Linked DNA regions of Homo sapiens: region 1 is linked to region 2. Evidence: chromatin loops called from intact Hi-C (ENCODE). Cell type or tissue: PC-9. All regions are shown on one strand.

Region 1 (8,000 bases), 78 kb before region 2:
AGTGAGCCATGATCACGCCACTGCACTCCAGCCTGGGCAACAGAGCAAGATGCTATCTCAAAAAATAAGACAAAAGAAAAAGTAAAATAAAATAATTTCTAGACTTCATCACCAACTCACTGAATCAAAATCATTGTTGGGTAGCCCAGGGATTGGTACTTTTCCCCAACGTTTTATTTGAAAAATTTCAGACATACAGAAATGTTGTACCCACATACTTACCACCCAGATCCTGTGATTGTCAAGATTTTGCTACATGTACTTTATCACAAATCTATGCGTTTATCCTCCGTTTATCTATCCATCAATCCAACTCATTTTTTCAACGCATGTCAAAGTAAATTGCAGGCATTAGGACACTTCATCTCTAAACACTTCAGTGTGCACATCATTAATTTTTAACAAGGTCTGTAATTGATTCCTGGGCTGTGAACCCAACATCCTACCTTGGGCATTCAGGAGTTATTAATCTAGTGACAATCTCTCTGTCCTGAGGGGACAGTAGCTAAGACATTAGAGAACAGTCACTCACCACTGTCTGTATTCTATCTCTTAGTATTTAGTTAACAATGGCATTAAGTGTCTTTAGCCATGTCTCCTAAACCTTCCCTGGTGTTTTTCCTCCAAAGAAATATCTCCAGGCAAAACACTCTACAGTCTTTCCATGTTCCCTTTGTAGAGACTAAGCTGAGTCTCCCACTGTAGTTATCAATTCTGCAGCCAACAGCCTTAAAGGGGCCTGAGAGACAGGATGCTATATCATCTTTGCTTCTGAATTTTGGCATATCATCGGTCAGGGTGCAGCAATTTCACCTACACATCTGGCTTTCCCTCCGTCTTGGGTTTTCTTTTGACAAGCACCTGTCTAATACAAAAATCCAAGCCCTGTCAGGGCTGATGTGAACTCTAATAAGAGATATTTTTCTGGCTAGGTCAACCCAAAAAGGAGGCTGGCCCTAGGACACAAGGCAGGATCACTCATTGTGATCAACAATTCAAGATCTTTTGAGAAAGAGGCTGACCATTCCACTACTGCACCCAGATTTTTTTTTTTTTTTTTTTTTTTGAGACAAGTTCTTGCTCTGTCTCCCAGGCTGGAGTGCAGTGATGCAATCATGACTCACTGAAGCCTCAGCCTCCTGAGTAGCTGGGCCTACAGGTGCAGACCACCATGCCCAACTAATTATTTTTTTAGAGATGGGGTCTCACTATGTTGCCCAGGCTGGTCTCAAACTCCTGGCGTCAAGCAATCCTCCCTCCTTGACCTCCCAAAGTGCTGGAATTACAGGAGTGAGCCATTGTGCCCAGCCTGCACCCAGCTTTTTAGGACTCTTCCAGAATCCCTGAGGTGGGGCTGCAGTTAGTACCAATTCAGTCTGTATTCTTCTGCTCCTCCCCAAGGTACTTGGATAGCCGCCAACGCTCATGGGATAAATTAATAGGAGTTACTGCCCCTAAAGAATTGCCTAACCACTTCCAAATGCTCTCTTCCAACAGTCTAGGAGAGGGCTGTCTCAGAGTCTGAACACACACAAGCCCCAAGTCGCTCTATGTCATAGATAGAGACAGCTGGGTCACAAATAGTGTCATACATCAGCATTTCCACCTACAAACATGAAAAGACACATGGGCTCCTCACTTCCAACCTTGCTCACTATTTTGCAGGCCACCCACTCTCTGTTTGCATGGGGCCTCTAACCTTGAAACCCGACACCCTCCTTTCAGGAGCCACCCATGTTTAAACAAATAAATACCCCAAAGTAACCCACTCCCTGGTGGTACTCAAATAAATGGCCCAGGAAGGAGGATGGGGGGAGGGGGACTCCTGGGCCTCCTATGCCACTGGCCTGCCACAGAGCATCCTTGGGCCACTGCTATGCACAGGGCCACATAGAGGGACAGCATAGGTGAGGGGAGAGTTTGCCGTCACTGGAATTCAGGAAAGAGGAGGCAGAGGGATGGATGGTGTCCAATCAAAGATGAAGATCTGGCCCAGCATGGTGGCTCATGCCTGTAATCCCAGCACTTTGGAAGGCAGAGGCAGGTGGATCACTTGAGGTCAGGAGTTTGAGACCAGCCTGGCCAACACGGTGAAACCCTGTCTCTACCAAAAATACAAAAATTAGCCAGGCATGGTGGTCGGCATCCGTAATCCCAGCTACTCAGGGGGCTGAGGCAGGAGAATCACTTGAGCCTGGGAGGCAGAGGTTGCATTGAGCCGAGATCGCACCACTGCACTCCAGCCTGGGTGACAGAGTGAGAGTCTGTCTCAAAAAAAAAAAAAAAAAAAAGAAAGAAAGATGAAAATCTTTGAAACATGCGCGGAGATTCTCTGTAACTCCCAGTTACTCAACCATAAGCCTTTAAATTCCTCTGGCCAGGGAGGGAGAGCTAAGAACCATTTGGTGGGTGGAGAGGAACAGGGATCAGTTATTTGATGAGTCAGAAACGCTTAAATGTAGTTCCGAGACTCTGCAGTTCTCACTCCTGCAGTGAGAAGGGGAGGGGTGGAGAGAAGTGGGAGAGGGAGACCCACAAGTCCAAAAATCTCCTTGTCTCTGGTTCAGTGGCGAGAACCACTGAAATGTCTTTGTTTCATGGAACGTGGAAAGCTAGGAATAAAGTCGCTGCTTTGTCACGAGTCAGTTGGTCAACGGAGTTGCTGCTATATTATTTAGGATATTTTAAAATCCTAAAAAGGATTTTAAAGCATAAGGAAGAAGATGACAATGGTCTGCTTCAGAGCTGTGGACAGCTTCCTATGAAGGAAAGGAAGGAGAAGAGATGTTCTCAAGGGTTGGCCTAGTCAGTTTATAGATGAGCAAGGAAAGTGTGAACTAGATTATACTAGAAAGCTGGCCCCATCCCCCTAAGTGTGTAAGGAAGTGAGGAGGAAAAAGGAGACCACGTTTCAAAAATAAACACAAACCCCAAAATAAACACTGTTAATGGAAGTGACTAATCAAGGGTGTGCTGAACTTGGTGGTTATTGATAAGATACAGGGAGAAACGTACTTGGAAAAAATAACAGATCCCCCCTTACCTTTTGGTAAATAAAGTGTTGGGGAGAAGGTGGGGGGATTAGGGTTCGGACTTGGTTCAATGCTGCAGCAGAGGTTTAAGACACAATTTCTCAACCTTAGCACTACCAACTTTGAAGGCTGGATCCAGACAGTTGTGGGGGCTTGCCTTGTGCATTCTAAGTTGCTTTTTTTTTTTTTTTTTGAGACAGGGTCTCACTCTGTCACCCAGGCTGGAGTGCAGTGGTGTGATCAGAGTTCACTGCAGCCTCAACCTCCCAGGCTCAAGCCATCCTCCCACCTCAACCTCCCAAGTAGCAGGGACTACAGGTGCATGCCACCACACCCGGCTAATTTTTTTGTATTTTTCGTGGAGATGGGGTCTCGCCACGTTGCCCAGACTGATTTTGAACTCCTGGGCTCAAGTGATCCACCTGCCACAGCCTCCCAAAGTCGTGGGATTACAGGCCTGAGCCGCCACACCTGGCCACTGTAGGATTTTTAATGGCATCCCTGTCCTTTACCTACCAGATGCCGGTAGGACACTTGCCCCTAGCTGGGACAACCAAAAATGTCTCCAGACATGCAAACAACCGCTGGATGGGAGTAGGGGGACAAAATCACCCCCACTTGAGAACCACTGGTTTATAATATGGGGCATAGCTCCTCTCAGTGAGAGATGGCTTACCATGACTTAGGGCTTGGCCTAAGCAAAATTTGAGGCTAATTCAGCATCTGTACTGCAGGCCTAGAATTTGTCATTCTGCGGCACTTCTCACTGTAGCCTGTTTTCCCCCTCCAGGGCCTCTGGCCGCTCTGCACTCCTGGCAGTCGGGGAGAAAACAATGAAAGGATGTGCCAGAGCCCCCATGCCCACCTTTGGCATGTATGGCTCTGTGGGTGCAGGATGGGTGAGTAGAGGTGCCTTCCTGCAGGGGGAGTGGAGAGACAGCAGGAAACACCATATCTGCCTGGAAGCTGCAGCCCCGTGTGAGGCCACAAGTCTAGTATCGTAACCCCTGGGGATGGATTTCAACCCCCACTCACCCCATCTGGCCTGGCACCTGTGGGCATTATGTAAACCGCAGCCCTGATTGTACGATGACTCAGCTAGAATGTACCCTTTGCAGTTGTCCTCATCCTCTCTCTTCGTATCACTGAAGAACAGAAGACCAGAGAGGTGAAAAGAAAGTCTACAGTGGCTAGCTGTTTGGGTCCGGATGAGTTTCCTCTTACTGCTGCAACAAATGGCCATAAACTTAGCAGCTTAAATCAGGACAAACCTATTATCTTCAATTCTGGAGATTAGAATTTCAAAATCGGTCTCAGTGAGTCAAAATCAAGGCATCAGCAGGGCTGTACTCTTACATAGGCTCTAGAGGACGATCCGTGTCCCTGCCTTTTCCAGCTTTTTCTAAAGGCCACCTGCATTCCTGGCCTCATGGCCCCTTCCACCATCTTCAAAGCCAGGACTACAGCATCTACAAATCTCTGACTCTCCTGCCTCTCTCTTAAAGGGACTGTTGAAATTACCCTGGGCTTAACCAAGAATTATCTCCCTGTCTCAAGAAACTTAACTTGATTACATGTTCATGGATTCCAGGGAGCAGGACATGGGTATCTTTGGGGACCATTATTCTGTCTACCACATGGACAAAGCCAATACTCAGCTCAGATTTCCAATTCCAAGTCCAGTGGGTTTCTGCTTGGGACTGCACTGAGAGCAAGACCATACGCACAGGATTGCACAGAAGAGCTGGCATTTTGGCTTTTATGGGAGAGGTCTTCTCAATGGTCCTCCTTAAACGACTCCAATAAGAATCAGAAATAAATACAAGAGCCTTCTCTTTTTTTCTTTTTTTCTTTTTTTTTTTTTTTTTTTTTTTTTGAGACAGACTCTCACTCTGTTGCCCAGGCTGGAGTTCAATGGAACAATCTCAGCTCACTGTAACCCCAGTCTCCCGGACTCAAGCGATCCTCCCACCTCAGCCTCCCAAGTAGCTTGGACTACAGGCATGTGCCACCAAGGCCAGGCTAATTTTTGTAATTTTTTTAGTAGAGATGGGGTTTGTTATGTTGCCCAGGCTGGTCTTGAACTCCTGAGCTCAGACGATCCACCTGCCTCAGCCTCCCAAAGTACTGGGATTACAGGCGTGAGCCACCATGCCTGGCCCTGAGCCTTCTTACCACGAAAACAGAGGCCGAAACCTGTAGATGTCTACTAAGGCCGTCGGTCATTAAAGCAATTATTGCCAGCCAAGAAAGCCTTCAAGGCCCACCGCAATCCAGATAGGCTAGCCAGGAACCTCCATGGAGTGAGCTATAACATGATGGGGTTTTATTCAATGGAGGATTTGTCTACTGAAGGAGGGAGGAACACTTGACTGAGTCAACTCAATAGTTCAACAAATGTTCTTTCAGATTCTGACCTAGGTACAGAATGCCAGTGAGAAGTAAGAACAGCCCTGGGCCTCACAACCTGGGGCAGTGGGTGTTGCTCTCATTGTCTTCACTTTATAAGTGAAGAAACAGACTTAGATCACAAGGGCAAGAGCAAAGGAGTCAGAATTAAACTCAGACCTGCCTAACCCTACAATTTGACTCTTAACTGTGTCACTATTTGGAATTCCATGGGACCTGTATTAGTCTGTTCTCATGCTGCTATGAAGAAATACTCGAGACTGGGTAATTTATGAAGAAAACAGGTTTAATTGACTCACAGTTCCATATGGCTGGGGAGGCCTCAGGAAACTTACAATCATGGCAGAAAGCACCTCTTCACAGGGTGGCAGGAGAGAGAATGAGAGCCAGCAGGGGAAATGCCATAGGCTTATAAAACCATCAGATCTTGTGATAACTCACTCACTAGCATGAGAACAGCATGGGGGAAATCGCCCCCAAGATGCAATCACTTCCCACCGGGTCCCTCCCACAGGAACTACAATTCAAGATGAGATTTGGGTGAGGACACAACCAAACCATATCAGGACCCATTCTATAAAAGATATGTAGGAAGTGCTTCCCCAGGAGTAAGGGTGATTACTTCTACCTGGGGAAGGTTAGGGGAATGTTTATCAGGGAGATAGTAACACTAGCAATAGCTAACACATGAGCTGGATGTATGACTCAGGTCCTGTGCTCTGAGAGCTACATATATTAATGCATACCTCCCTCTCCCACAAAAAAAGAAAAGAAAACCAGTGAGGTCAGTACTACTACAATCTTCAAATTATATAGGAGGATGCTGAGATGCAGAGATATGAAGTAAACAGCCTTAAATCACACAACCAACACAAGGTGGGGCTGGAATTGAGATGCTATCCCATCTCCTTCCTCTGAGCATTAGAAAGGCATCTAGGAAGGGTCTAATCCTGAGCTGGAAAGGCATCCATGGGCTCTCTGTAGGGGCTCAGAAGGGCTAGACAGCCAGCCAGCTGGAAAGCAATGCGGCATCTCATGCATTTGAGCATGTACAGGTCACTAATGGCTGTGCACAAAAAGGACCCCAGCAGGAAGCCATCCACTGGCCCCTGGACCAACACTACCAGGATCTTATTTGTTAGGAGGGCCAGAAAAACAGAGCTCGTCAATGTGCAAGTACACAGCTCTCTGGCTGCTTCCATTGGTCTCAAAGTTGCCTTGTCCAGAGGGGCCATTGACTATGGTGCATTTTAAGGAGGAGAAGAGACATCCAGGATGCCAACTGGGGTCCAGGAGACACAGCCACCTGTCCCACGAGCTCCAGAGTGAGCCTGACATAGGGCAAGTGGAAGCCACTCCTCAGACTTCAAATTCCTCTTGCAAGACAAAGGCTAACATAGGGAAGAGTTGTAAAAGACACTGTTTCCAGAAATCCTCTGACCACCCACAACGGTCTTGGCTTACAGAGTTTGCAGTGACCTAATCTGTATTTAGCAATGCTATCCCTTTGGTGGAGGAGGGTAAAGATTACCCAAATCCTGTAAGCAAAGCATCAACCACATCCTATGCTGTCTTCACTGACACACACCACTGTGCTGTCTAGGAATCAGGACAATCGTATGCCACTGTGCACCCAGGAAGCCTGACCTGCTGTGTCCCGAGTCTCACTCAACAATGCACACTATGGCGGCAGGTGTTCACTGCGCCGGGGATTTTTATTGGGTGGACTTGTGGAATTTAAAATCTCAGTTGCCTATCTCACCTTGAACAAGTAAAAATGGTTTCAGTTGCTTCTACCTTGCCCCATTTAAGTTTTCCCCAGAGATGGGCTGCTGAGCAGAGCTGGTGGGGACGTGGGGGATGGTTATGGGCAGTGGAGAGACAGGGAAAGGTGACACCAGCCTACCTGGTCTGTCTTGCTCAAAGCCCTTTCCTTTCCCTCTCCATCTCCCCAACCCACGATTCAGAAAGCTGCAGTAGAATCGGCTTCCCTCAGCTGCCCTGATGCGTTCCTCCCCAGCGATCTGCTTTCTACAAAAAAAAAAAAAGTGTTCTAAATAGAGCGGAACTGAGCATGGGGCCGCAGCCCGGATGAAGTCTTCCCCTCCCTGGAGAGCCCAGCGTCTCACATGGAGGCTGGTCCACCCCCAGTGCCTCTTACTCAAAGCATTTTTGACCCGGGAGCACCCGACCTTGACTGAGTGCACAAAGCTACCACAAATGGATTTTGCTTCTGCAGCATTTTGCCCGGGCTGGAGCCTTCCTCCCTCCCAGGCATCCCAGATGCCTTCTCTGGTCTCCTCTCCTTGCATCTGCCCTTACAGGCATCTAGGGGATCCTATTCCAGGTGAGGACTTAAAGTTCTGCAGCAGTCAGAGTTCTCCAATAACTTGCCTGGTGAGACTGGATGGCTCAATTAACCCAACTGGACCGCAGCATTCCCAAGACCGAGGTCTGAGAACTAGGACCACCAGCTCTCTCTCACAGGATTAGAGTGTTGGGTTATAATTTTTAAGTTAGAGTCTCCTGTTGCTCTCAAGGGGGCCTGAGCATCAGTCT
Region 2 (8,000 bases):
ATTCTATGTTATGGTGAATTGTATAATTATTTCATATTACAATGTAATAATAATAGAAATAAAGTACACAATAAGTGTAATGTGCTTGAATCATCCAGAAACTACCCCCACCCCACCCCACCCCACCACATCCACGGAAAAATTATCTTCCAGAAAACCAGTCCCTGGTGCCAAAAAGGTTGGGGATTGCTGCTCTATGGAGCCCCATGCGGCCTCAAAGTCCCTCAACTCTCAGTGTCCCTGGAAGACTTTTCGGCTACACTTTCTGTCCAACCGGTTCTGCCCTTTATTTTTGTTTCAGGGAGGATTATTGCCATGGCAATGTCCAGGTGACAGAGTCAGGAGGGGGAAGAAACCCACCTGTATTCAACCCTTAATCCCTTAAAGCCTGTCAGAAAGCAGCAGCCTTGGAAAATAAGAAGCCTGGCCAGTGTTTCCTATCGATCACAAGACAGAATAAACCAGAAAACAGCTCTCCACGAAGAAGCCTTGGTCAGTCAAGTGTCCCTAGGGGCTCTGCCAATCTCCCTGCATAGGAGATCTGCCCAACACACATTTGCATTTTCAGAAAGAGCAGAGCAGAAAGGAAGCAGAAAGCCAAGTCTGTGGTGGGGAAAAAGGAAAGTGGGTTTCCCATGAGATTCAGGTAGCTCCCCAGGACCGAAGGATCAGCTGGGCACGTGTGCTTCCTATCTGGGTAGTGCTGGTCATTTCTGTTTGCTGTGGCCACAGTGTGGCCATCCTATCGGCACCTCTACCCAAGAGTGGGTGGAGCAAACAAAACAAAATTCAGTTCCTGGGTATTAGCTTAGCACCCAGTCCACAAACCTCCTCTGCCTCTGAGGAGGTGAGAGGCCCTTAAAGCTACGGGCATTCACAAAGAAACAGGAGGAAATGAGGAATTCACTGGAAATTTTTGCCGTCTATGCTAGGAGGAACATCCCAGGTACCCACAGGGACTATCAACAAGTATCCACCCCAAAAAATAGATTCAATAAAACAATAAACTTACAAATATGAACTTGTAACTGTGGTTTACTATTCTTGGGGAAGTCTGTTTTATTTCTTTTCTTTTATTATTTCTTTGAGACAGGGTTTTCCTCTGTTTCCCAGGCTGGAGTGCAGTGGCACAGTCATGGCTCACTGCAGCCTTGACCTTCAGGGCTCAAGCAATCCTCCTGCCTCAGCCTCCCAAGTGCCTGGGACCACAGGTGTGTGCCACCACATCCAGCTAATTTTCAAATTTGTTGTAGAGATGAGGTCTCACTACATTGCCCAGGCTGGTCTTGAACTTCTGGGCTCAAGTGATCCTCCCGCCTCGGCCTCCCGAAGCGCTGGGGTTATAGGTGTAAGCCACCGCACTTGGCCTGTTTTAAATAAGTGTTGTATACTTGTGTGTGCTGGAAAACAGCTATCCAGAAAACACCACGGATAGACAAGCTTCCCCAACCAAATTGTGTTCCCAGTTCATGCGTTATCCACTGACCCTCATTTAAACTTGGTTTTGGCTCCCTGTGTTTTTCATTTCATTGTTAAGGAGGCATACACTAGATCCTTCCTCTTCTTGGGCTCAGTTATCCACAGAGATACAATATTTTAAAGGTTGTCATGTCCTTGCCTGGCTTATCAAGGAAGTAAGGGACAGCCCAAGGGCTTCCCAGGTAAGGAAAAACAACGGTTTTATAAAGCCACGGCTGGTGACAGTGCAAAAGGAAAGGCTGCTTCCATTGTATCTGGTCATTGGGTTTGCTGTGTGCCTATCAGGTTTATAAAACAAACTGCAGCAGTGAGAGGCTGTGAGTGAGCTCTCTTCCTTCCCCTATTAACTATCTATGCAGTAAGAAGGCCTGATGCACCCATTTAGCTGGGAATAGCTGCCAGAACTTTAAGGCTGATGCCTGGGAGAGAGTCAGTGGGCGGCACCGGGCTGGCTTTCTGAATTCAATCAGAGGTGGCCAGCCCCCTCTAACCATGATCCAAATGTACATGCCAGATGAGGAGCCGTCGTGGTTGAACAGGGAATGTTTCATGCAAATCATGGGTTTGGAGCAGGATTTTGTGGAGGGAGCATCCTTGAGAAAAATGTTGGGATGGCTACGGACTGGCGGGCTATTAGTCACAGAGCCACCACCTCCTCCATGAACGATGAAAGTTCTTACCACCCTGGATGCACAGATCAGCAGTTAATAATGAGGTCTCAGCATGGAGGAGACACATTCTTTCACACACATGCACACACACACATATGCACACCTGCACACACATACATACATACATACAAGCATGCACAAGAAGTCTTAGAGCCCCATCTCCTTTTGGCTGGGATTTTGCATCCTGAGAATCTTGGGTGTTACCCATGGGAACAAGCTCCTCCGAAGCCACACATGGTTGAAACTCCTCTCCCAGTGACAACGACGTCACGTCTCCCAGGCACTGGCTCCCTTGGGAATGTGTGAGTTGCTCCCCTGGGGCAAAGAGCAGCTGCTCGGGGTGACTCATAAATTGTGCTCTCAGCCCTGTCACCCACTGTGCCTCCCGTCCATTACTCAGCCTTCTCCCTGCGCTTGTTCCTATGGCTGCCCCTCAACCCAGCTCACCGCTGCTCCCAGCTCGCTCGGCACTCTGCAAGGATTGGCATTTGCTTCGGGCAGACTCTTCTCTGTCCCTGCCTTCTCTCCTCCATGAGACCCAAGGCAACACAATTTGCCCTTTGAGGAGTTGGGAGTGGGAGCAGAGATCGGGGTGACAGGGGACAGAGAGATAAAGGCAAGAAAAGAATGTTCCCTTCGTTGAAAAACAGTTCAGCTCCAGGGTCACCTCTTTGAAATCATCAGTGACACCTCACTCTGCGTACTCCCCTCAAACACAGCCCCTAGGCATTGCTTCTTCTAGGATCTGGGATTTTTGACACTGAAGGGTCCTGGCTGCCTTAAATCCTTTCTAGAAGAAAGTGGAATGAGGCAGAGTATAAACAGACAAATACACCCAACAGGTGAAATAAAACTTGAGCTTCTTAAGCAATGCTCTGTTTCTACAGGCAGCTCCCACTTGTGGAAAGGCAGAGGGATGAGGAGGGTGGACATGAGTCAAGCCTCCCCCTTCCACTCCCCACTGTCAACCCCCACCCTGACCCATTCAACAGCCTAGGGAGTTCCCTGCTTAAGGGAATCTTAGAACACACACCCTCTGCAAATACCTACAGCCTGTGTACTGAAACTTAGAGATTACTTCTGAAAAAGTGACATCATCAACAGTACAGGATTCTCAAAAACTCAGTCCCTGTTTCCTTTTTACTTCTGTTATTTTAAAATACCAAAGATACTTGCATTTTCTTCTTTTCCAACTGTTAGTGAACTCTATTCCAATCAGCATTAAGCCCAGCAATTTTTGTACTAGGTACCTACTCCTACACTCCCTGTTTAATAATCAGTCATCTAGAATAGGGACTGGCAAGCTTTTTCTGTAAAGGACCACAGAGTAAACATTTTCAACTTTGTGGGCCATGACATCTCCATCGGAGCTACTCAACTCTGCCATTGTAGCATGAAGCACCCATAGACAATAAGCAAATGAACAGGTATAGCTGAGTCTCAATAAAACTTTATTCATAGACTTGGAAATTTACATTTCATATAATTTTCACATGTCACAAAATATTCCTTTTTTTGATTTTAACTTTTAATGTGGAAAGGATTCTTAGCTCACGAGCTGTACAAAAACAGGTGGCAGGCCGGTCTTGGCCCACAGACTGTAGTTAGCCAACTCCTGGTCTAGAATCAAATATTTAAATGGAAACCCTGAGAGAGCTCTTTCTTTTGAAAAGAATATGATAATCGTGATAATAGCTCCCATGTATTGAGCACTTGTTCCATGAAAGAACTTGACATGGAAAAACGGCTTTTCATCCTCATATTAACATATGAGACAGGTAAATATTTTCTCTGTGTTTTGTGGAGGTAGTCACTGAAACTGATGAGAAGAAAATTAACTCACCAGGTTCACTGCAGCAAGGATTGGAACCTGAAGTGCAATTCCAGACAGAGATACGGGATGCACGGGTTCAGCATCCTTAAAAACACAGATTCCTGTATGTTAAGGAGGTGATGAGAAGGAGGTGTCTGGGGAGCCACCCCATGGGATTTATATCACTTGTTCAGAAAAACCTTCCATCAAGGCTACCATGAAGGAGTAGTCTTCCTGCCCAACTCCTAAACATTTCGCTCAAGTGAAACACAGCTCAGATGGACTCCAAGAACCCTTTAGAACTGGGGAGAGGGAGGAGAGTGGATGCATTTGACAAATGGTTAAGGGCCACCTTGTACTGGGGGTCATAGAAGGTACTGAACGGTGATTGAGAAGCCAACTGCAGGGATGTGAGCCTTGGCTCATTATTTTTGGCTCTGGCAGATGCCTGGGCCCCCTGCCCCTGTGAGTACTACCCCAGGATGCCCAGAAGCAGGGTTCTGTCTCCACGTACTACCCCCAACAGGAGGTCTCTGCGTCCAGCAGCCTCCGCTTCCAAATATTCCCCATTTCTGCTCTTCCTCTAGGCCCAGCCCTCCCCACTGTCAGCCTCCAAGGTCCAGGCTGGAGGCAAAATGTCCCAGAGCTGAGTCTGCTGCCACCCAGAGAGAATTCTATTCAAAATGAGGGCCCTGGGAAAGAGTTGGGTGGCTGCTTTCAGTTCCTCTTAGGCCCGATGCCTGATTTCTTTTCCATTCTGGGCACCAAGGCTCATCTGGACAGAAGAGCACACTCCTTGGCTGCCTCTGGGCCCACCACACCCGGTGGAAAGGCACGGATCCTGGATATAAACCGACCAAAGCAAGACAAGGCCGTCTGCTGGAGCCGCCCTCCGCCCTCCAGACACGCACACTGGTTTCCTAATCCTTGGGATTTCAGGAAAAGGAGGCCCGACCCGCCACGGCACTGAGAGGGAGGGAGAGAGGGAGAGAGAGAGAGGGAGAGGGAGAGGGAGAGAGAGGGAGGGAGAGAGAGAGAGAGAGAGAGAGACCAGGCGGGAGGCAAGCTTCTCATTATGTAAAACACTTGGCTCATTCCTCTTTCTCTGCATCCTGCTAGCGATTTTGTATCCGGTTTGGGAATTCCAGGAACATCTGCAATTGTCTTTTGCCCAACCACACATGTGCAAGCTGTAGGGCTCAGTCATGTTCCTACCTGCGGTGCCCTGTCATTAGCCCTGAACTGTGTGTGCTTTCTCTCCTCAGCAGCAAAACATATAAAACCCTGGCCGGCGACCACACCTGCAGGACTCCACCTCCCCGCCTCCTCCCACTGAGACCAAAGGCAGAGAGACCAAGTCACCTTTCCGACAGTGAGAAATGCCAGGGCGAACAGGGCTTGTCTGAACAGTCCAAGTCCTCTAACTAAACAGACAGTACATTTTTAACACAGCGTTCTCCCCTACCTCTCCCTGTTTGTGTGGGAAGGCCTGGGGAGGCCGGGTGGAAAAGGGTAGGTGCAATTCAATTCAAGACTCTCAGAAGGGGTGCTTGCTTGCTTTGGTTCTACTTCAGCCAGCACTGATGACCTCCACCCAGATCAGAAAGGAACTCTTTGGACTATGAGTCTCCAAAGTGCAAGAAACATTGACCTCAGAAGCCAGCGACCACCTCTTCTTGCCACTCTGGGTGTGGCAAGATGGTATAAAAAATAATGCCTACTATTGCTGTCTTCCGAACTAAAATAAGCAATGCATAGAATGCATTTGAAGACTGAATGGTACACAGTGTGCAGTCAACCAGTTTGTTATGAATATTCATGATTATGATCAGTCCTCATCCTCTTTGTAAAACTCTTTCCCTCCTCCCCTTTTGCGCCATGCTGCACACTCCTGGCTTCCTTCCCCAGTCCCACTGTGCTTCCCATGTCCCCTGATCCCCACTGGCCTCCACGCACCTAAACACTGCAGTGTTCTCCAGGAATCCATCTCTCCTTAGTCTCCCAGCTCTCCCACTATGGACCCATCCCATGACTCCATCTTTTGCTGGGTGTGGATACACACCCCCAGTCCCTTGGCACAAAGATTTTGGCCAACCCTGGGTCCAGCTCCACCCTTTGCTCCTACCTGTCTTGCAGCACTGCTGACACTGTCCTGTAATTTCTTCATATGCTTATCTCACACATGTCTGATCAGCAAGACTCCATGCCTGCATTTATCCCCACAACCTGGTATTATGTGATGTGCAGTAGGAACCCGGTCACCACTGTTTAAATAAACAAAGCACCACCCCTGGCCTCTCCGCCTCACCTCAAATCCCCATCTCTAGAGGTCAAGTAGACGTTTTCCCAAGCAAAAGACTCAGGCGATTCCAGGAACTCACCAGAACCCCTCCTGTGTCCTCCATCTCAGCTTATTCACTGCACCCAGATCTTAGCACAGGGGAGACAGTCAAGAAGTGTGTGCTAAATAATTAGGGAAAGAATAACCATTTGTCTAGCTCAGGTTTACACTTCCGACATCATCTCGGGTGCACCCTCTCTTTCCCCACAAGCATTCTGACCCCATGCTGTCAATTCTACCTTCCCAGTGGCACCTGCTTTCATCCCCGCTTTGTCTCTGCCACTGCTGAGGCCTGGGCCCTTATTGCTGCTCCTCCAGTCCACCAGCCAGCCCTCACCGCCATCTGTCCCTCCCTAACCTGCTCCGAGAGGACCAGGCCAGGCCAATTCCTAACTCACAAGCTTCCCAAGCCTCCCACACTCACAGGCCAGCTGTAGAAACCCTGTCCCTTCTTGGCCCCACCCACCATTTCAACCCCATCTCCTCCGTGACCCCCATGGCTCCAGTCCCACCCAGCTACTTACTGGTCCTGGGAAGCCCTGTCCAGATTCACCTCCGGTCTTCAGCTCAAAGCAGGCTTCCTCTACCTGAACTGGCCATCTCTTCTTGCCCACTACAGCTCAGGCCTTAACAGCCGGCGAGCCTTCAGGGCCTCCTCAAAACTCCTCTCTGACAACTCTCCCTGTCTTCCCCAGACGCTCTGGCCACATTCTCACACTGAAGTCAGGGGGATCACGTACCCAGAAGACACAAGCCAGACACTCTCCTTTATGTGATGTTTGTTTGCCACCCGCCTGAAGATAGGCACCGGATCTTACACTTCTGGGCCTGGAAAAAAACATCTTCCACAGAGCAGATGCTCGTATATTACAAGTATCTATTTATACATGAGTCTATATAAGTGCGCTTCCCTTCTCCCCACCCAGTCACCACTGGAGTAAGCCTTGTGCAATTTACCAGTGACCACCTGGCAAGCCACAGGGCCCCCATTTTGCTCACATCAGGTAAGACTCATACTATCTTAGGGAGCATCTAGTTTGGTGGTTAACAGTGTGTCATCTGGAGGCTTCCCCCAGGGGCTTTCAGGAAGGATAGCAAACCGAGGCATGCCTCTCAGGACTCTCCGGCCCCCTTCAGCTGCACCATTCAGACGTCCCACAGATTCCATTTTCACTTAAGATTTTGTTTACACAAAGGGATGGCTACAATTTGCCGTCCCTTCGTGTAAACAAAATCTTACATGAAAATGGTTGCACAAATAAGTGGCTACAATTTTTTTAACTAAACTATCAGTGTACTCCAACCAGTTCACCTTATACAAGAGAAGAGAGAGGACCAGAGAGGGAAGGCAATTTGCCCAAGGTCACACAGCTAGTAGGGGGCAGATCTCCCTCCAAACTGGCCAATGCACTTACACCTGCCAAATAAGGCCACATCCCAGGGAGAGGCCCTGCAGCACACAGAAGAGAAGAAGCTGCACAAACCAGGGATTCCCCCCAGTTTCCAACCATGGGTTCCATCACCTGCCTCATGTTCCTCAGTGGATCATTCAAGATCTCCTCAAAGGTAGAGGGGTCTCAAACTCAGCAGTCTGCAGGACCAGGTAGCAAACAGGAATGTAGCTTCAGGTAGCTTCAGGAACCAGTTACCAAACAGAAATGAATGAAGCTGGCTGGACATAAGAATTAACTAGAAG

The links. Peaks named below come from ENCODE experiments on the same cell type or tissue, not always from the same donor. Only the 100,000 strongest peaks of a DNase experiment are listed, where the experiment ranks them.
Region 1: it touches region 2 in a loop (6-fold over the local background); 3 of 110 quality-filtered maps call a loop at or near these places.

What each region holds. Positions count from the first base shown.
Region 1 is chr17:72,385,255-72,393,254 of GRCh38, forward strand. No RefSeq gene overlaps it. Among named protein-coding and RNA genes, the nearest start is that of LINC02003, 46 kb to the left of the region's middle. RefSeq lists enhancers at 1,402-1,903, 1,904-2,403, 7,399-7,448. In PC-9, a CTCF peak has its summit at 3,895; DNase peaks (open chromatin) are centred at 1,097, 2,417, 4,087 and 6,147; H3K27ac peaks cover 7,275 bases.
Region 2 is chr17:72,463,231-72,471,230 of GRCh38, forward strand. The region is part of intron 1 of LINC00673 (long intergenic non-protein coding RNA 673); the gene reads right to left. Among named protein-coding and RNA genes, the nearest start is that of LINC02003, 120 kb to the left of the region's middle. RefSeq lists enhancers at 2,269-2,478, 4,865-5,542. In PC-9, no CTCF peak of the experiment used is centred here; DNase peaks (open chromatin) are centred at 301, 2,431 and 3,131; H3K4me3 peaks cover 1,225 bases; H3K27ac peaks cover 6,676 bases.